4 separate regions of the Homo sapiens genome follow, and regions 2, 3 and 4 are each linked to region 1. The links are chromatin loops, found by intact Hi-C in ENCODE. Cell type or tissue: PC-3. All regions are shown on one strand. Region 1 has its middle 53 kb from the start of BRMS1L. Region 2 has its middle 120 kb from the start of LINC00609. Region 3 overlaps MBIP (MAP3K12 binding inhibitory protein 1). Region 4 has its middle 39 kb from the start of PTCSC3.

The links. A loop is a pair of places that touch in the nucleus more often than their neighbours do. Peaks named below come from ENCODE experiments on the same cell type or tissue, not always from the same donor. Only the 100,000 strongest peaks of a DNase experiment are listed, where the experiment ranks them.
Region 2: it touches region 1 in a loop (6-fold over the local background); 10 of 110 quality-filtered maps call a loop at or near these places.
Region 3: a loop joins it to region 1, with 8 times the contacts of the local background. A loop is called at or near these places in 4 of 110 quality-filtered maps.
Region 4: it touches region 1 in a loop (4-fold over the local background); 3 of 110 quality-filtered maps call a loop at or near these places.

The regions. Positions count from the first base shown.
Region 1 is chr14:35,877,154-35,882,153 of GRCh38, reverse strand. It overlaps the pseudogene EWSR1P2. Among named protein-coding and RNA genes, the nearest start is that of BRMS1L, 53 kb to the right of the region's middle. In PC-3, CTCF peaks have their summits at 2,294 (motif pointing left) and 2,302 (motif pointing left); DNase peaks (open chromatin) are centred at 3,483 and 4,653; H3K4me3 peaks cover 417 bases; H3K27ac peaks cover 2,261 bases.
Region 2 is chr14:35,952,084-35,957,083 of GRCh38, reverse strand. No RefSeq gene overlaps it. Among named protein-coding and RNA genes, the nearest start is that of LINC00609, 120 kb to the left of the region's middle. In PC-3, a CTCF peak has its summit at 2,726; a DNase peak (open chromatin) is centred at 2,843; H3K27me3 peaks cover 1,530 bases.
Region 3 is chr14:36,311,124-36,316,123 of GRCh38, reverse strand. It overlaps MBIP (MAP3K12 binding inhibitory protein 1), which reads left to right. Exons shown (of 9, transcript NM_016586.3): 3 at 1,209-1,433; 4 at 1,516-1,612; 5 at 4,100-4,165; 6 at 4,399-4,551. Among named protein-coding and RNA genes, the nearest start is that of MBIP, 7.0 kb to the left of the region's middle. In PC-3, a CTCF peak has its summit at 2,037 (motif pointing right); no DNase peak of the experiment used is centred here.
Region 4 is chr14:36,212,788-36,217,787 of GRCh38, reverse strand. No RefSeq gene overlaps it. Among named protein-coding and RNA genes, the nearest start is that of PTCSC3, 39 kb to the right of the region's middle. In PC-3, no CTCF peak of the experiment used is centred here; a DNase peak (open chromatin) is centred at 2,387; H3K4me3 peaks cover 1,443 bases; H3K27ac peaks cover 422 bases; H3K27me3 peaks cover 1,709 bases.

The sequences.
Region 1 (5,000 bases):
GAGTGAGATCCTGTTCCTTTAAAAAAAAAAAAAAAAAAGTTCGAATTGTTCTGAAAAAATTTTTTTTAAATTTAAAAAGTTATTAACTAAGTTTAACAAACTAAATCTTTTCAATCACTATCAGCTTCAACATCAACAAGGGGAGAAAACTATCACCAAGAATATTCAGCAACACATGTACAATAATCCAAATTCACCTAGTTCACTATCTACAACGAAGACAGCCCCTTCACAATTCTAGCAACTTTTATTTTACTCTCATCTCTCACCATTTCCTCCCTGCACCCCAGGTAATTTGCTGCTCCCCAAACTCATCCCAACTCCCACATACCTCTAAGCCTTTATACCAACTGTTCCCTGAGCTCCTCCTCACCTGGTGAGCACTTACTCATCAGTCGTTCAAAACTTGATGCAGAAGTCTCCTCCAGTGTAGAAGCCTGGCTGCAGGATCCAGTTTGGGGTAGGTAACTAGTGGGAGGGTGCTTTCTATAGCTGCTTTGTTGACCATAGCTACTCTGCTGTCCATAACTGCTCGGTTTCCCACAGGTGTTCTGCTGAGAGTAACTGCTCTGATCATAGCTGGTAGGAGGGTAGGACGGAGGTGCAGTGACTGGCTGCATGGGGTAGCTCCCAGGTACCTGGGGATAACTGTAGTTACTCTGTCCATATCTTAGGCCAGGCTGGTTGGTAACCCCTGTGCTAGATTGAGGTTGACTAGTCTCAATGGGCTTGTTACCATCCTATGGTCTTGTAGGTGCAGTGGCTGCTGGCTGCTGCCCATAGGCTGGGTAAGCAGGCTGAGTGCCATATGCAGACTGAGCAGCTTGGAGGCCTGGGTGGTGGTGACTGTAGCAGTGGTGGTATCATAAGCACCAGTGCCACACCCCTGGACAGGCTGGCTGTATGCCTGGGGGGCAGTTGGAGTAGCATAACCAGTGGGAGGCTGTCCATAAGAAGTTGCATAGCCCATAGGTTGCAGTGGTCTGAGCCTGGGTATAGCTGACATCAGTGGGCTGTCCATAGGTTCCATAGCTTTGTTGCCCATATGCCTGGGTGGTCTGTGCATATCCTTGAGCAGGCTGGGCAGCGTAAGCACTGTAGCCCTGCTGCACTGCAGCTTGGCTATAGATACTGTAATCCGTTGACGCCATTTTCTCTCCTTCCTCCTCGTTCTCTCAACATCCGTCTCCTTCTCGCTCCCATTTAACTTTTATCTAAAAAGATTACAGAAATCCTATTCTTCCCAATTTTCAAAGTTCTAATAATCTCATGCCTATATATTGAGGTCATTAAAACATTACTATAACTTTGGATATAATTCAGTGGACCAATGATAATGTTTACTCTCTAAGAAAAGAAACTATGAAACAATCTAGTTCTAGATCTTTATATAAAAGATCAACAAAGTAACTCATTTTCCAGTATGAATATTAACTTGCTATTTGTAAATTGTCTATATTAAATTATCAGTTAAGCCTTCCCTGATTAATAATATTCCAGAGATTATATTGATTATAGTAGATAATTAGGTAAAAACACAACCATACAAAATTCTATTTTAAGAATTTTGAGGACAAAATTGGGAGAAATGTGGGGCAAAAATCTACAACATGGTTATTATTTAATAGATAAATATAAACTATGCAGTTAGTCCTCCATATCTGTAGGTTTCACATCAGCTAGGTTCAACCAACCACAGATGGAAAATATTCAGAAAAAAAGAATAGTTTCATCTGTACTGAACATGTACAGTCCTTTTTTTCTTGTCATTATTTCCTAAACAATACAGTATAACAAGTATTTACACAACATCATATTGAGAATTACAAGTAATCTAGAGATGAATTAAAGGATGATGTGCATAGGTTATATGCAAATAACCATATTATATAAGGGACTTGAGCATCTGTAGATTTTGGTATTTGCAGGGATCCTGGAACCAATCCCCTGAGGATACTGATGGATGATTATATTTACTGCCACATCCCTTCAGAGCACTTTGATCTGTATTACAAGCTCTCATGTTCCCTTTTGTTTAATTACATACTTTGTTTCTACAGTAACTCTAAAGCATATAACCAGTTGCAATGTCCCTAAGCCCTTTACATGGTGAATTTTTTTCAGCTAATAAAGAGTAATAATAATATAATCCTTGTGTAGAGCTTTATCTTCTTCCTAAACATCTCTTAATTAGTATGCAACAGGATTAAATACAACTGAAGTCTCACTATACCATTTTGAATAATTAGGAGGAAAAATACAAATTCTAACCTAGGCACCTAAGTCTTGTAGGAATTTACTGCCACCTTCAGGTTTTAATGAAAATGCACTGGGACTGTAGCTTTTACATTTCCAGATGATAGTCCCTGGTTAATATAGTAGAAATATTAATATTATTTTCTGGCTTTAGAAGCAAAGTACTACTATCTAATTTAGATTGCAGTACAAAATGCATTCAGGAAATGCCTTTCGCCTTGTCTTTTTGTCTTTTGTGATTCTTTCAATAATGTGTAATTGAAAATTAAAGTCTGTTTTTTATCAGCCATTATAATTATATACTAGAAGTTCCCAGATCTGTGTCCAGAATGTACTTTGTATCATTGTCTAAATCTAGTTAAAAAAAAAAAACTATTACAGCAAACTGTTTTAAATGTTCCACGTGTCAATGCCTTCCAGCCAAAGGCCACCAGGAACACACCGGCAGTTGCACAAGTTGGGTTTCTTGCTCATTTCAGGGAGGGAGAAACCACACCATAGGGAACTGTGGATGTCTGAGTAAGAAGGTGTTAAAAGGGACTTATAGGATTTGGGCTTTTATTGGGAGATTTTTGGTAGGGTTTGAGGAAGTGGGCTTTGCTCTGGATAAAATGCTGTCAGGAAGTGGGGGCAATCCCATAATTTAGTATCTTAATGAGTTTTACTTATAAAGCAGGTGGAATGAAGTGAGGCTAATGCTATAATTGGTAAAGAAGCAGAAGTCATTCACATTAGCCAGAATAGGGGAATGTTCCACATTTTTTGTGGTTTGCAGACTGACTTTGTTTTTGTCTATATTTAGACAAGATGTTGTTGGGGTGGGCGTTGACCCCACTTCCTCACGGTCACAGAGTGGCCGTGATGTTGGTGTTCCGTGAGATTGTTTATGTTCAACAGAACACCAAGGCCTATCACGCAGTTCCTAGTTGTCAGGGACTGCTTTTCTCTTTCTCATGCATATATTTGTAATTCCATGAATACCTTTTTTTTTTAATTCCTTGACTTTGTGCTGAAATTATAAAAGTTTGTGATGATTTTCAAAGTGGATATCAACAGAATATGAAGCTCTAAGGATGCATCATAAATGTTGCAAGGGTGTGAAATCCAGCTCAAAATCGTTTGGAAAAAGGGGAATTTATTAGAAGACCCACATAACACAAGGAAGACCGGAGTGCAGATGGACTATGAGTCAGCTCATAGCACGAGGCTAAATGCCAAGAAACTCCCCATCCACCTCTCATCTCCTCAGCTGTCTCCACAGGGCAGGAAATGTCATTGCCTATAATTTCCAAACTTTATTGTCCCAGTTCCAACATAAGAGGGAGACTGATACTTTTTCCTGCAGTTATAGTTTAAGAGATCCAAGAGAAGGGTTTTAATTGGGGCAGGCTGAGTTACACGTTCACCTAGTGCACTCAACTAGGACCAAGAATTGTGCAGTATTAGAGAAAGAGGTGTTCTCATTAGAACCACACAGTCAGATCAGGGAAGAAGCATTTCCTGGAAAAAGTAGAATTGAAGTTCTGGGTAAGCAAAAGATTTGAAAAAAAGATTTAAAGCTGGGAGGAAAAAAAAATCAGTTCTGGGTTCTAGAAATGTAATATTTGCTATAAAGAGAAAAATTAAAATAAAATAAAAAGAGAGAGACCCAGTTAGGCCATCACAATTATTTCAGTAAAATATACCAGAGGCTTGAACTAGGGCAGCACCAGTGGGAATAGAGAAAAGAGAATGCTTTCAGTTAGAAATGTTTCAGAGTTAGAATCTACAGGACTAGCTAATTCCACAGATGTGAGGAGAAGTCAAATTCATCAACAGCCCTTACATAGGATTTATCATGTAACATGCCCTGTTCTACACACTTGACATATATTCATTAAGTCCTCACCACAACCCTATGAAGTATTATTTCCATTTTCAGATGGGGAAATTGAGGCACAAAAAGGTTAAAAAGTTACCCAAGGTTGACGGGGTGCAGTGGCTCATGCCTGTAATTCCAGCACCTTGGGAGGCCGAGGCAGGTGGATCACCAGAAGTCAGGAGTTCGAGACCAGCCCGGACAACATGGTGAAACCCTGTTTCTACTAAAAATACAAAAATTAGCCAGGCGTGGTGGTGCGCACCTGTAATCCTAGCTACTTGGGGGGCTGAGGCAGGAGAATCACTTGAACCCAGGAGGTGGAGGTTGCAGTGAGCCGAGATCACACCATTGAACTCCAGCCTGGGCAACAAGAGCGAAACTCTGTCTCAAAAAAAGAAAAAGAAAAAAAAAAGAAGTTACCCAAGGTCATACAGCCGATAAATGGTAGAGTTCACATCCAGCTAATCTGGCTCCAAAATTCATGAGTTTAGCTACCTGCCACAACCTCTCCAAGGTCTGAATTTATGTGAGTCATTGTGTGTATCAAGGGTGGAAGCACAAATAGAGTACATTCCAGACTGGGAGAGGAATGTGCACAGGAGATAATATTTGGTTTTCTTTATATTAAGTTGTAAATGTGTTAAGAGTAACAGATGGAAATGCCCAATGGGCAACTTGAATATATAACTCGGGTAAGGGTAGAGGCTTAAATTTAGAATTTGTTAGGACCTAAATGGTAGCTGAAGCCAATGAGTGAATGAAATCTTCTAAAAGGAGTAGAATGATGGCCTAACATGCAGCCCAGAGAAAAACAAAGAGAAGGTAGAAGAATGATCTTCAATAATGACCTAGAAATTAACTAACCCAGTGTTTCTGATGATTA
Region 2 (5,000 bases), 75 kb before region 1:
ATAACTTCACACACCACCTGCAATTCTAGTAAATGCCTCACTCTCAGAGTGTGCGGGCATTTGGAGATTTCCCTCAAATCAGCTGTGCTGCCCCACCACAGGGATCGGTCGGTGTTCCCTTTTCAGCTCAGTAATCAAATAGCTTTGACTGGTCCGTGTCTGCTTTTGTCCACTTCTGACCTACGTGTTCCTGTGAGGGACATCTTTGTCTCACTTTTCTTTGGTCACTGAGTTCATGTACCTCAATAGGCTAAGTCTTGCAGTCCATTAATGAGAATTCTCAGCTCAGCTCTAGGCCACCCAGAAACCCCGGTTGCATGTTCTCGCTGAATGGCTTCACTGGTGGCCCATTCAAATGTGCTAATGTCAGAAAAAAAGGTTGAATGGGGCACCAATGTACACCATTGCCGAAGCAAAGTGACTGCGGCTTCCAACAAAGCTTCCGCTGTGGCGATGTTAAGCAGAGTTATCAATGGTGCGGAGGCTGAGCAAGGACTAATGCTCCAATCATGCCATCCACAGGTGGCACAGATGCAGCCACTTCAATATGAAATCACAGTGCAAAGTTCACTGGCAATTCAATCCTGCCTCCAGCTTCCAATCTCCAGATACATTGTGTAGATATGCCTCCTTCTCTTTCTGGTTCTGAGGCTCTTTGAATAAGTTTGCAGAAGACATTTTGGGTGAGAGATGAAGTGAGCGTTTGTTCCAATTTTTCTTAGAGTTACACCTCCAGTTGAGAAGCTTTCTTAAAGCCGTTTATTTCCTCATGGATGTACAGAAGCAGATAAAGCATTTTCTCGGGGCTTATCCCAGAAGCACTAAAAGGGCATTTGAGCTCAGCAAAGGAATGTTTTGATTGTGCAAAACAGATGTCACATTATGGCCGCATATTGCTACTTCTCATAAGAGAACATCTTGAATCACAACTAAATTATGAAGAGGTGATGACCAAACCAATTCTGTAGCCCCTCTTCCCCTAATCACGGCAAATGAAAGAAAAAAGATGATGGACCAGCTCCCAAGTTTTCCTTCTAAACAGATATTTCTGGGAAGACACATAAAAGGAACTGAAAAGTTAGGATTTTTATAATTTTAAAATTCACTTTAAGACCCCTGAGTTTCTGAATTATTCACAAATATACATGATTCCCACACATTCACATGGAAGAATAGCCCAAAATTAGAGTCCCACTATCATCCAAACTTTACATCAAGACGAACCAGTACTGAAGCCTCCCAGATTCCTAATCCTTAATTGCTGGTGAGAGTCTGCAGAGCAAGGTCATTTGCATGACAACCTCAGCCTTCTCAGAGGGCCCAAGATTTTGCTTGGCTACTCACTACAAGTCAAAATATACAGAAGTAATATATAAAATATACTACTTTAGTTCTTCAGCTCCTTGAAAACCATTTCTCCACTCCCAAATGAAAAATAGCATACAAAAAAAAGTATAGCATATCTTATCACCTCAGCTAACTTTTCAAAGTTATAATTTTACTGGAAGATAAAGTCCAAAGCATACAGTGTACATACACACACACACATGAACTCAACCCACATGGATTATTATTATTATTATTATTATTATTATTTAGATGGAGTCTCACTCTGTCACCCAGGCTGGAGTGCAGTGGCGTGATCTTGGCTCACTGCAACCTCCGCCTCCTGGGTTCAAGCGATCCTCCTGCCTCAGCCTCCCAAGTAGCTGGGACTACAGGTGCATGCCACCACGCCGGGCTAGTTTTTATATTTTTAGTAGAGACGGGGTTTCACCATGTTGGTCAGCATGGTTTTGAGCTCTTGACCTCGTGCTCTGCCCGCCTTGGCCTCCCAAAGTTGAGATTACAGGCGTGAGCCACAGTGCCCAGCCATGATTTTTTAAATATTCCAGAATGATAACACTGGGGAACTCCCAACTAAAGAGTAGGCCCCAAGAACTTGTTCTGATCTCGTTTAAAGACGAATGATTTTCATGGAGGGAATTCTCAGGGACCCACATCGTCTATCTGACCCTGCACAGGGGCCCTCCTGGTGCCTCACTGTATCTGGTCACCAAGCCAGCAGCTGGTGCTGGGCAGCTCTCATACAGGAGCTTCCTTTTAAGACTTCAGCTCCAAGGTGTCTCCACACAATCCTCTCGCTCACATATGTTAAAGTCTTATGGGGAATCATATTCCAGGTCAGCAGTTCTAGGCCCAAGAGGGAAAGAGACAGGTGCCCCAAAGCCACTAACTAGCCCTAAGAATTTTTTTTTTCTTTCTCTTTTGCAGGCATATAAAAGAAGGTTTCTCCCTCACTATTCCTCGCCTTCTAATTCTAGTAAGTTTTTCCTACTATTTTCCTCAAGCTAGATTAATTATGAAGCAAGAAGGTCTTATAAATTATTTGTGATTTTTAATGTAATGTCACATTCATTTTCCCCTAATTTTTCATAATGAAAATGAATTAATTTTATACTTAGAAAAAGTTATTTTTTAAATAATAAAGTTAATCTTTGATCTTTCACTCCTCAGAAATGGAATTTTGCCATCAATTCGCTAAGAAAATTAAATATTTTCATGTCATGTTAGTAAGAGAAACAACTGGCTAATTTTTATTTTGTACTTACTCTTACCAGTTTATTATGAAGGATACAACTCAGGAGCAGCTAAATGAAGAGATGCTGAGGGCAAGGCACACTCTGCGTGCACCACCTTCCTAGCGCCTCATTGTGGTCACAGACGTAGATGCTTCCACCTGGCTAGTGGAAGCAGCTATTTATTTGGAAAGAAAATCCAAATTACACAATCAAGGGAAAAAAATTCTTTTTTCTCTCTCCATAATTTCCTTCTTTATTAATCATACTTCACCCAAAGCTATTTAAGATTTTATAAACTTAAATTTTATTTTATTTTATTTGAGTCAGGGTTTGGCTTGTTGCCCAGGCTGGAGTGCAGTAATGCGATCTCAGCTCACTGAAACATTCACCTCCCAGGCTCAAGCGATTCTCCTGCCTCAGCCTCCTGAGTAGCTGGGACTACAGGCGCCTCCCTACCTGGCTCATTTTTGTAGTTTTTTGTAAAGACAGGGTTTCGCCATGTTGCCCAGGCGGGTCTGGAACTCCTGAGCTCAAGGGATCCACCTGCCACAACCTCCCAAAGTGCTGGGATAATAGGCCTGACCCACAGCACCAGCCTAAACTTAAAGTTTTTAAATCTATGGCTTCTTAGTGGGACCTGAAGGCTGCATGACCATCCTTCACATAAACAGCTCAATTTAGAAGCCAGAAGGATTAGTATGTATTCTAAAGTGCAAAAATAGCATAGATCATTTAAGTGGGGTAGCATCTGAGGGTATTTAGGTCTTGGTCCAGGAAACTGCAACCAAGGGATGCCCTGGCTTACCCATTTGGGTTATTCTGGCATATTTCTGTAGAGAAAGAGAAATATCTTTCCCTCACCCATTCGATGATCACGGCTGAGTCCCCCCATAACAAAAGAAGAATTAACAAGAGAAAAGCATACACATTTACTTAATATCACTTTTGCAGAACACGGGAGCCTTCATAAGGAAATGAAGACTAGAAGAAAGTGGTAAACCTTTATAATTTTTAAGTTTGACAAACAAGTCGAGAGTCACGAAGACATGATTGGATAAAAAGTATGATCTAATTTAATAAATGGGGGTGGGGAGTACTTAGCAAGACCTGTTTGTTCAGATTCTTCTCTGTGTTCCTGTGTCTTCAGAGGTAAGGATGTTCCTTTCCTCCTGGTAGAGGAAGGGCACCTCTCAAATGAGTGTCTTATGACCCTCTTCAGAGGAAAATCAGAAAACCCTTCCAGGTTTTCTTACCTGCTTCAGGGGAAGAACGCAGACGGGGTGAGAATGACTTCCTTGCTTCTGCTGTTTTCTCAAATGCCAAGGTGCGATATTTTGGAGTACCATGTCCTGAACCCCATCATTGCCAAATAGAGAATGTAATGGTCGCTTTTTACAAAATAAACATAACTGAAAACCGGATTGGGTTAGAATCTTGCCACCTGGCTTGCATTATTTCTTTTATCCTTATTTTTTATGCAGATAAGCTTAAGAAGTCAGACCTTAAATGGCATTTTTTTAAAGGTGCCTCTGGATTTTACTTTCTTCAGTGGCTCTAAAGAAGCTCCACAATTGTCCAGAAAGAATGGGCCAATACACAGCTGTCCCTTTGTTTATAATTCCTTCCCTCCTCCCTGTGGTCTCCTTTCCTGCAGTCCCTCCCCCAGTGGCCCAAACTTTGCTTTTGAAGGCATCCTTGACTTCAGAGAAGTTAGACCATGTCGTGAATGTCTCTTCCTTCTCTAAGGCAGGCTAATAGAGATAATGGGCCCTGTGGGAGACAAGAAGCCAAAGAAAGAGAAGGGTTCCTTTGGATACTTAAGGGAATTATTGACAAGGCTCAGCCGACTCAAACTCACAAATTAAAAAAATAAAAAGCAGCTGAGGTCGTTCTGCTAGGTCTTTTATGCAATCAAGTGAAATAAAGTGTGCTGACTTTTGGGTGGGGGGTTCATAAGGGAGATCGGAGAGGGGAGTAATTTAATTTCTTAAATCTTGCATATGCCACATACTGAAGATTCTAAATAAATTTTTTGGCTAATTGAAACTATTAGTTGAGACTACACCCAGAAAAAGTTACTAGCATTTTGTTCACTGGACAGAAATTAAACAAAGGATGAATTTTACTTAAGCGAGGAAAAGTCAATATCAATCATTTGATAAGGGTTAGAAAGCAAGCACTTAAATGCTATTGTAGGAAGAATCAGAAAGGATTTAGCCGAAATCCCTTGTTTTTCCCACCAGCCTATGTTTTTCCCTGAAGATAGACAAAGGACAAAGTTACTTTCCCAATTTCCCTAATTTCAGTAAAGAACTCTTTGCCAGATTCTTCTGGTGTTGTTTTCAAGCCCTTAAAGTGTGGCCTTTTCTGTGCATGGACTAGATTTTATGTGCAGGAACTCAAGGATGGGAATACATC
Region 3 (5,000 bases), 430 kb before region 1:
AATATTGAATTGGTATTTATAATAGTGTTGTTATATTTTTAAATATTTCATGTTAATAACTGAACAGTATTATGACCTTGCTGGTTTCTAATTGAACATCTTTGCAATTATAATTGATGTAAGTTTGCAGTTTATCTCTAATCAAAGTGTAAAATGTGAAGTGTCAAAAAGATAAGTGGAAAAACTGGATTGGTCAGTTTACTGTGATTAAGGTGTTATAAGATTTCAAAAGAGTAGTATAGCGAACAATGGAAGCAAAATTGTAGGTATGAAAAAAATAATTGGAACGTTATTAGTGTTAGTGTGTTTTGACTAATGGAATAGGCATTAATTTTCAGCCCTCCATTCATTGACTTTGTGGGAAATTTTAACTGTTTCATGTTAAAAGTAATAGTTAACCCTGTTTTTAAAGGGCAGAGCAGTGAGCTCTAGAACTCAAATGAGACCTCATTGTGGGGAGTGGGGGAGGGGAACAGTAAATGAGTAATATAGTTTAAATTCTACAACAGGGGTTTTCCCCCTGTAGTATAGTGATAGGCCTCTGCCTGTTTTCAGCTATAGATCTTTTTTTTTTCTTGTTCGTTTTCTTTTTTAAAATTTAATTTTATGACCAAAAGATATCTTGCCATGTCAGGAAAAGTCTGAGTGTTCACTCAGCCTAACACCTATATATTTCATGTCTATGCTTCCTCATTCACATTGGCCAACTGCAGTTTCAAGTGGAGAATCTCCAGTGATACAGTGATAATGCAGGGCTTTGCTGAGTGAGAGCACTAGCTCTCGTGTTAAGGAGGAAAAATACTAAGCCTTAGTGTTCTGAGGAGGCATTTGAATGACATGTTAATTAAGTGGCATTGGTGCCAGAGGCTGAAGGCTTTGATTTGGCACAAAATAAAAGATGAGTGACAGAATGATTCTCTCAAAGAAAATTTTAAATTTCCTTAGGTTTTCTTTTCTTTTTTCTTTTCTTTTTTCCTCTCTCCTTTTTTAAAAAACAAATTTATAGCAAATGATAATGGTTACAATAGCAGAGAATAGTGAGTACTTATATGTGGTCAGATCTATGTGTCCTGGTATACCAACTTTTTATATTTATTAACTGATATTAAGTATTTCATTTACTTAGCAGAAATTTATGTAAATATATTAAGTGTGTAATTAATTTTGGTCAGATTGAACCTCAGCAGATGGAATTGTGTTGTTCTCAGCCTTTTTTAGCAAAACTTCAGTCTCCGATTAAAGAGGAGAATACAACTGCTGTTGAAGAGATAGGAAGAACAGAAATGGGGAACAAAAATGAAGTAAATGACAAATTTTCCATTGGCGACCTACAAGAGGAAGAAAAGCACAAAGAAAGTGATTTAAGAGATGTGAAAAAGACACAGATCCATTTTGATCCAGAAGTAGTTCAGATAAAGGCTGGAAAAGCAGAAGTAAGAAGGTTTTTTGGCGGGGGCGAGAGGGTATTATTTTAAAAAATCTTATGTTTACACTGTTAAAACTTGTTGTTTGTAGATTGACAGACGAATATCTGCATTTATTGAAAGAAAGCAAGCTGAAATCAATGAAAACAACGTCAGGGAATTTTGCAATGTTATTGATTGTAATCAAGGTAACTACCTGGAAATTAATTTTCATAGGGTTTTAAGCACAATTTTTATAGTTGCTCTAATCTTTTATTTATTTTTTAAATGAATAGCTTTTAGAACACAATTCAATTTATTTCATGGATTTAGTTAGTAATTAAGACAGTAGAGTTTCCTTCTGCTTAATAATAGACTATATTGCAAACTGGTTTTCATTTTGGTTACACAAAGTAAATGCTAACATTAAAAAGTGTTTATCACAGGTGAAGATTATTTTAAAGTTCCTTTAGGAAATGAAGGTGAGGTACGAGTGAGAAGGTTGATCTATCTCACTAGTAAAAGGAACTGAGCTCTATGAATTTCAAACCTATACATGTACTGTGAAATCATGATGTTAATACGTAAGTGAACTTAGTAAAGTTAATATTCCTCCAGAGGGAGCAGTTTTCTCACTACTCCTGAGCTGTTTGAAATGTCCTGTGTCACGATACAACCAATTTATCATGAAGACCATGGTGTCTTGCTTTTTTCCTTTCTGCCATAGTGCATACATTTGCTGTTTTTCATCTGATTCACCTTTACCTCTCTACTTGATGCTATAGTACATTTACAAATCTGCAAGTATGCTGCAGAATACAAAATATTGCAATGCAGTGCCATAGATTATACTCAGGCACCATAGTAATAATCAGAACAAGTAGTTCTTAGGAAAAATTATGGAGAAGAGTTCATAATTGGAATGAACATGTTTCTTGTTGCCTCTAATATCTCATGGCTAATTATTATGAACATAGAATTGTCAGATGAACCTAGAAATGACTCATATCACATTGGTACACTGATTCTCTTAATGAAATAATATAGGCTGGTATTGGGTCCTGAATTTAGCTGTGTGCTACTATTAACATTACACATGTGCATCTCTAAATTTGGTATATTTTCCTGTTAGCTTTTCAGAACAGGTGCAACAATGGCAAAATCTCAGGTACTACAACCAACTACAAGCGACTATGAGAAAGGGTTTGTTGAGAGAGCAAGCACATGTGTCACTAATGTTATTCCTCTGTTCTCCCTGCTAACTCTATTATTATAAACCACCAGGGGATAGAAATTGACGAGAATTGAAATGCTCAGCAGGATTCCTTGGCCCATTCAATTCTTTGCTGGCTCAAAACAGTGCTAGCAAGAATTGCTGTGGAGAGTGACTAGCAGTCATACACTCACACCATGCTGAATTTCTCACTGATGGTCAGTTAATCTATATGTTTGGAATATAGTTCTGGAATGGATGATAGCTTCTTTTTTTAACCCTTAGCCCCATGAAATGGTAGGAAGAGAATGGAGAAAGGATGGCCCTTTAAGCATATTTTGAGGTGCCTCCAAAAAAAAAAAAAAGGAGGAAAGATGTCTATTTAGTCTCTAGATATAAAAGCTAAGTGGATTTGGAATTTTATGCATACTATTTGATTTATCAACAGAACTACTAAGGAAAGTTCAACTGAAAAAAATACAAATGTATTTTAATATGTTAGTGTGTTCCTTTTAATACCTACAAATTTAACCTAACTATAAGCAGTGGAATTTTTAAAAATCAAATTTCATAGGGGGGAAAAAATAATTTTTTTTAAAGAATCTCATTTACCAGCCATTTTTTACAAAATATTCAGGGGAATTTTACAGGAGATTTACTGCCAATGTGTGGCCTTTAAACATTATTTCAAACATAAGTATATATTATTACTATGTAGTATCGTATGTTAATATATAACAATTATGTTAATTAGTTGTATTATATGTTAACATCTTTCCAATTTTCCCCTTTTGTAATTTATGCATTGATACTTAATTTGAAAGAAACTACTTTTCAGCTTGGAAAAAAATAGGGACAAATTTTCACAATAGACCTTTACTAAAATGAAACTTTTTTGAAAAGTGGTGGGATAAGAAGAAGTAGATGACTTTTGTGATGAAGGGTTTTTAAAATGAGCACTGGAAATCTAGGTAGAGTGGAAATGTATGTGTACTTGAGGTTTTGAGGTCATCTTTGTGTGGAGTTCTGAAATAAAAATGTTAAATAATTCTTTTTGTTGGATGTTCACTAATTTGGTCATTAAAATAAAAAATGCTGAATTAAAAGAATTCTAGTAAAAATGATGAGTTTTATTTCTACGATGAAGTAGAATTTAAATACTCTATGGTAGATTATTTTCTCCAGTGGCCCAAATAGTGACATTGGTTTTCAAAATTGTATCAATTTGTGCCACTTAATGTTGATGGCTTTTCTGTATATAAATCTGAACATTAGGTAAGAATATTAGATATTATGATAAATTTTGACAGGTAAAGAAGGTCACTAAATTCTATCCTATGTGTGATAGTAATTTATTGTTACTATTATTTATTAAAATTATTATGAGTAAAATGTTAATATGAATTATTGAAAGTTTATTAAAATCTCATACATTTGAAGGGAAGAATATATTTAAACTTATATTTATCTAAATTCTCCTTAGAAAATAGTTGTGCAAGAACTGATGCGATTTTTACCCCTTACCCCGGATTTAAAAGTCACGTAAAAGGTAAGTAACCACCACATGACATCTGAGTCACTGACAGAAGTCTAGATTATTAGCAAAATGGAATAGAAATAACTTTCCCATCTAAATTTTATTTTAAAACAAAAACATCTTGCCGTCCTTCATACTTGTGGTTAGATGGTCTTTATGAAAAAAATATAAAGTGCTGTTAAGGAATAAGAATTTCTGATTTTTGAAATACAAATGTATATAGGCTCAAAAGTTTCTTAATTTAGTTTCTAGAGTTGTGAATACATACGGACCACAGACTAGACCTGAAGGAATTCCAGGGTCAGGTCATAAACCTAACAGCATGCTTCGAGACTGTGGTAATCAGGCTGTAGAAGAACGACTACAAAATATTGAGGCCCACTTGCGGTTACAGACAGGTAAGCAAAGTGCTAAGTGGCACCTCATAATGAACCTTTGCAAATGGTTAAAAAATTGCAGTTCATTTAGTCACCAAATTTTCATTTAGCTCCTAACATTTCTTGAACAGTAAGTGCCAGTCACTCAGGAAGTGTTATGTGTATGTCAATTCACTTAAAAGGTCATAGTACCCTTTTGAGATGGTGGTGGTGTTATCACTGTACAGATAAATAAATTGAAGTTTAAAGAGCCCAAGCAAACATGCCTAAGATACTAAGTGACAACTCTAAAAAAAAAAGAAAAAAGAGATAGTCCAGTCTTGCCCAGGTTGTACTTGAACTCCTAGGCTCAAGTAATGCTCCTGCTTCAACCTCCTGTGTCAGTGGGACTACAATCATGTGTCACTACTGCACCCTGCTCAAACCCAAGTCCTCACTGGGTGCAGAGACTGAGTCTCCCTCTCCATTTA
Region 4 (5,000 bases), 340 kb before region 1:
TGTCCTCACCACAAAAGATGACTTTTGGAGCAGAACCTACCCAATAATCAGAAGTGGCAAGTAAGAGGGCAGGTGGTGACCTCTCTCAGTGACATGAACAAGAAGAAGCTGGAAGAGCCTTTCCTTTTTGCTTAGAAAGTGCCCAAACCACTCATTGCAGGAAGCATTTGGCTACCGACCACTTCTCTGAGACCCCTTATAAAAGGTGAGCAAAATTGAAAGCTCTCCCTCCCTCCCCAATTAGTTCAGATTGCAGCCGACCTTCAAAGATATCCATTGCAGGGGTGTTTTCTAGTGATGATGCTGTGAAAATAATTTTCCTTTTTGAAGGGCTTTCTTTCTATTCTCTCCCCATGGCAACTTTTGAAAATTTGTTAAAACGCACACACACGCTCAACCCTCTCAGGCTATCCACAAGCTCTCTAGGTGAGTGGGAACAAATGGCAGCCTATCAGAGAAGTGCACCCAGGACAATTGCACAGTTGTGATCATTTGGGGATCTCATGCAGACTCTCCCTGCAGCCCCCAGTGCACCATCAGGAGTTTCTAAGTACAAAATGAGACAAGGTAGGTGGAGACCAGGGTGTGTGTGTGTGTGTGGGTGTGGGTGTGGGTTTAATTAAGCAAACACTAGTTTGTTCCAATTGCCTTTCCAAATTGATAAGAGATTTCTTATGATGCCAGTAACTGCATAGAAATTGAAGAAAGCAAGCTAAGGCTCTATAGCTTTGGGGCATCTGTGTACTTGTTATATGACTGAATCTAATAGCTGAGACTAGAAGCTGATAGGAGAGTGAGCTTGTTGGGGGAAAGGGGGAATTCATGGAATAGACCGTACCAAGGGTTTGAGGGGCAACCACAGATGACTCAGGACTTTTGGGATGCTGTGGTGACAGTTATGGCACTCAAGTCACAGGAAAACTCATTATATCAACAGAAACCTCCCCTGAATAGATGTACATCTAATTGACATGTGATAAAAGAAATCATGCACATATCCGTTTTTAGTAAGCACTTGCTTTATTTCAAGCACCTCAACTTCCCACTGACATCCCTTTTCTGGGGAGCCTTATTTTAAGATGCCCTTTAAATTAGGTATACATAGGGAAGGAAGCAAAAGCTACAGTGCTCCTCCATGCAGCTTAATTTCTGGGAGAGAAAAAAAAATGGCTGTTTCTGTTTTTCCTTTTTTGCCTCGACACAAGAGTGTCATGCCGAGAATTATGCTGAGGCTAGGATTTAATGGCCATGCCAGGAATTGGAAGCAACAACTATGGACCAGAATGTAAATCCCATGGATGGTTTTACTTGATGCTTTTACGGAGCATGAATGAGGATGTAATTTAAAAATAAGCCCTGCATCCTATTTAAAAAGATAAGAAGGGGCTGGATGTGTGTAAATGTTTGGATTAAATATGACCAAGGACCGTATCGTATTCAAATGGCTTGGCACTTTGAAAATGATGGAATCAGGCTTCATAACGATGCAAGCATCTACCTAATGGAACTAAATTTGCAATAAAGGTGCATAGTGGAAAAGAAGGGCAGACAAGTGGCGCTGAGAATCTAAGTGAGACAGCACCAAAGAATGAAACATACTGAGTTTAAAGACTGACCTTATTGGGATCCTTTCTACTCTGACAATGAGGATGTGAATTATCCTATTATTATAAGCAGGTGGATCATCTTATTAATGTACCCTGGTCTTTCACATTTTTATTTAACTTTAAATCAAATTGAACAATTTCAGGAACAACCTCCCATCCCTCAAAGGAAACAAGCTGATGCCCAGAAATATTTTCTGTGGAGCTTTATATAATTTTTTTTTCTTTCCAGAGACACATTTTCAGCTCTGCCAAACCATAATGCTTAGGCTTTCGTTTGGATATAGCTGAGGTGTCTTGGAAGTTTCTCTGTAAATTCCTTCAAATCCAGAGGAGCTGAATGAGATTCTAAGAGGCTGTGTTCCTCTTAATGATTCCGGATGGAACAGCGTCTTTGGAATTCTGATTTGGATACTGTCAACCACTCGATAGCCCCTGCTCTAAGGGGTGGCAGATGAACCATCATCAAATGTTTTCCAAATTCATCCCTGGTACAACTCTCCCCTTAAACCAAAATTAGGCAGTAAAGTAATATTTGCTTAGAAACACTTACCAGGCACCTGCCTAATAAATGCTACCCTGGCAAAGCCTTCCCACACAAAGAAAATATTTCATCGGAAGGTCAATATCTGCAACTAATGAAAGAAATGGAGCTGTTTCAAACTCACCGACAAAGGTTTCTGTCTCACCCCCCTTTCCACTCTTTTTTCTTTTTGGTTTTGTTTCCTTTCAGCATATTTTAGGAACTAATCAGCCTTATAAAAGGTAGCACTGTTAATCTACTGTTTGTCTTGGTCTTCATCACAGCTCCTTAAGAGATAGAGTGCAAACAAAGCGAGAATTAAGGTCATTCCATTTAAATCCTTCAGAGAGGAAGACAAGGGCTAAGTTATTGCTGAGGACTACAGAGAGGAGGGCTGGAGGAATCCAGGATTAAAAAGAAAAAAAAGAAACCCTCATTGTTTATTATTTGCCAGCCTCAGAGCAGCCCCCATTCCCATATTTGTGAAGGGATTACCCTCCCATCCTCTGAGATTAATGGGAAGCCCAGACAATTCCCTGGCCCACCATGCACCCTGCACCAAAGAACATTTTCCAGAAAGGTGGGCCTGGGAGTGCACTCACTTGGGGGATGAAGAGCGTGACACACTCATCAGCCTGATGTGATTCGTCCTCCAGCTGCCGGAGATGCACAGGCAAACATAACTGCAGAGGGGATTCCATGCTTGCAGAGAAGCAAAACCACATATTAGGAGGTGGCTGTGCCCATGAAAATCTTAGCATGTATCAGATTTAAAGGGTGGAGGGGGTCCAAATAAAACAATAATCCACGCAAAAGCATTTTAGCAGCTTGTAATACTGGCCCCTTTTTTTTTGTAATCCTGATTACAACTCTACTCCCCATATTTTGGGACAGAAGTCAATTTCTTTATTTGTTGCTACCACAGTTCATTGAAGCATTACTAAAATATATTAGCTTTCAACACTAAAAAAATGTGGCAATGGGTTGATCTAAGTGACTAATGCATGGGAAATTTTTTTCTTTAAAGAAGTAAGGCCAGGAAGCAGAAATTGCCATCTACAGCCAACAACAGAGATGCAGATTCTTACTTTGGTCACTGAATAAGGTATTTTTCAAATATTCTCCAGTATTTGGCAAGTTTGGCATATAGTAAACGCACAATAAATATTTGTTGCATGAAGAAAAATTTTGGTATTTTTGACTGCTTATACTGAAAACAATAACATGAATGTTTATGGAGCATTTACCACATGCCATGCAGTGTACTAAGCACTTTACTTTCATTGTCTCCCTTAATTTCAACATCAACACCATGAGGGTATTATCTGCATTTTACAAATGAAAAAAAAAAAAAACAAAAGCTCATTGAAGTTAAGTCACTCACCCAAGGTCACATAAGTAATCAGTAGTAAAACCAGCCCGCAGGGCCATACCATGTTCTTAATGCTGTACTGCTGCCCCTTGAAAGCAGCATTTCTTAGCTTGAGCTTAGAAAACACTCAGGATTGCTCCAGATTCAATGTGATTTTATTAGATGGACCAATTATCCTCAGAGAATCAGAGTGCTACCTTTAGCTAAGGTGTAATTGGGAAGAGGCTACCTTCATGGCAACTTCAAATTTTTTCCTTAATTCCCAGAAGAATTTAGCTACTCACAAAATACAATGACAATTCGGTGGTGCTTTGTTGAAAGTCATAGGAACAGATCTCCTGAGAGGAGTGATGCTCCTTCCCTAAGGGATATCCTACCTCCTTACCTCCCTCAGTTACCCTCCCAATCCCTGCACCAGGCGGAGTGTCAAGTTTTCCCAGGCAGGATGAGATCTATACACCCTTGGCATATGGTGGGTTCTGCCTGGCTTTCTGCAGTGTTTGATTATGATTGGCCTAGTTAATTCATTTTGTTGCATGTTCACCCCTCCTTGGAAATTGAACAGGATTAAATTGCATTTATAAAGCCCTGACAAATCACCGTGTGATTGAAATCAGAATAAAGACAAACACTGAGATCATTCTTTGAGGAAATTCTGACAGCATTTCTGGCTCAGCAGGAGTGTTTGTCCAGAGACTCACATTATCTCCTAGCCATTGGGATGCCCAGTTGTAAGCATACTGACTACACAGTAATAAATGTAGGATCTACAATCAAAGACTAACCAGAGTGAAAAGCCATACATGAAATTGTTTCCTCTTGAATAATCCTAAAACCCCATTTTAGCAAATAGTCCAATTTATTCTGTCTCCAAACTCGAGCTCACAAACAAGCTGTCACCAAAGTGGACTGAGTTATACCCATTTATTTAATTTCCCTTCCTTTGAGGAAAGTGCTAGAAAGCCTTATGGTGACCAAAAGAAAGAAGTATAACTAGCATTAAAAATTTAGAAATAACATTTTCTAAGTCAGAAATAATAAAAAGTTCCTGGACATAAAAGTAAGGCATATTTTTATTTTTAGGATATTTTGCTGAGCTATGCAATAATTTCCAGCATGATTGCTTAGCCAGTCTTAGCCGCTCCCTAGTTTGTAATACTGTACTTCCAAATAAATAGGTAAATAAGTAGAAAGAATTAAAAAGGTATTCCCATTTGTGAAATCGCCGTTAATCCCATATAACACTATGAGAAATTTTTACTAATTTCAGTACATGTTTTATTTAGAAATCTTTGGATACTCACTTCATATGGCATAATTTTTGTATTAATAGTATTTTAATATGAGAACCAAATTTTTGAGGATGAGAAACTGGAGCCCACCATCAAAACAAGAATGTCCTGTAATCCCCTTTTATTTCAAAGGTAACTATAGATCTGCTATGAGTTTATGGTAATGATGACTCAGGTTTCTATATTTCACAGTAAGAAAGTTAGTCTCA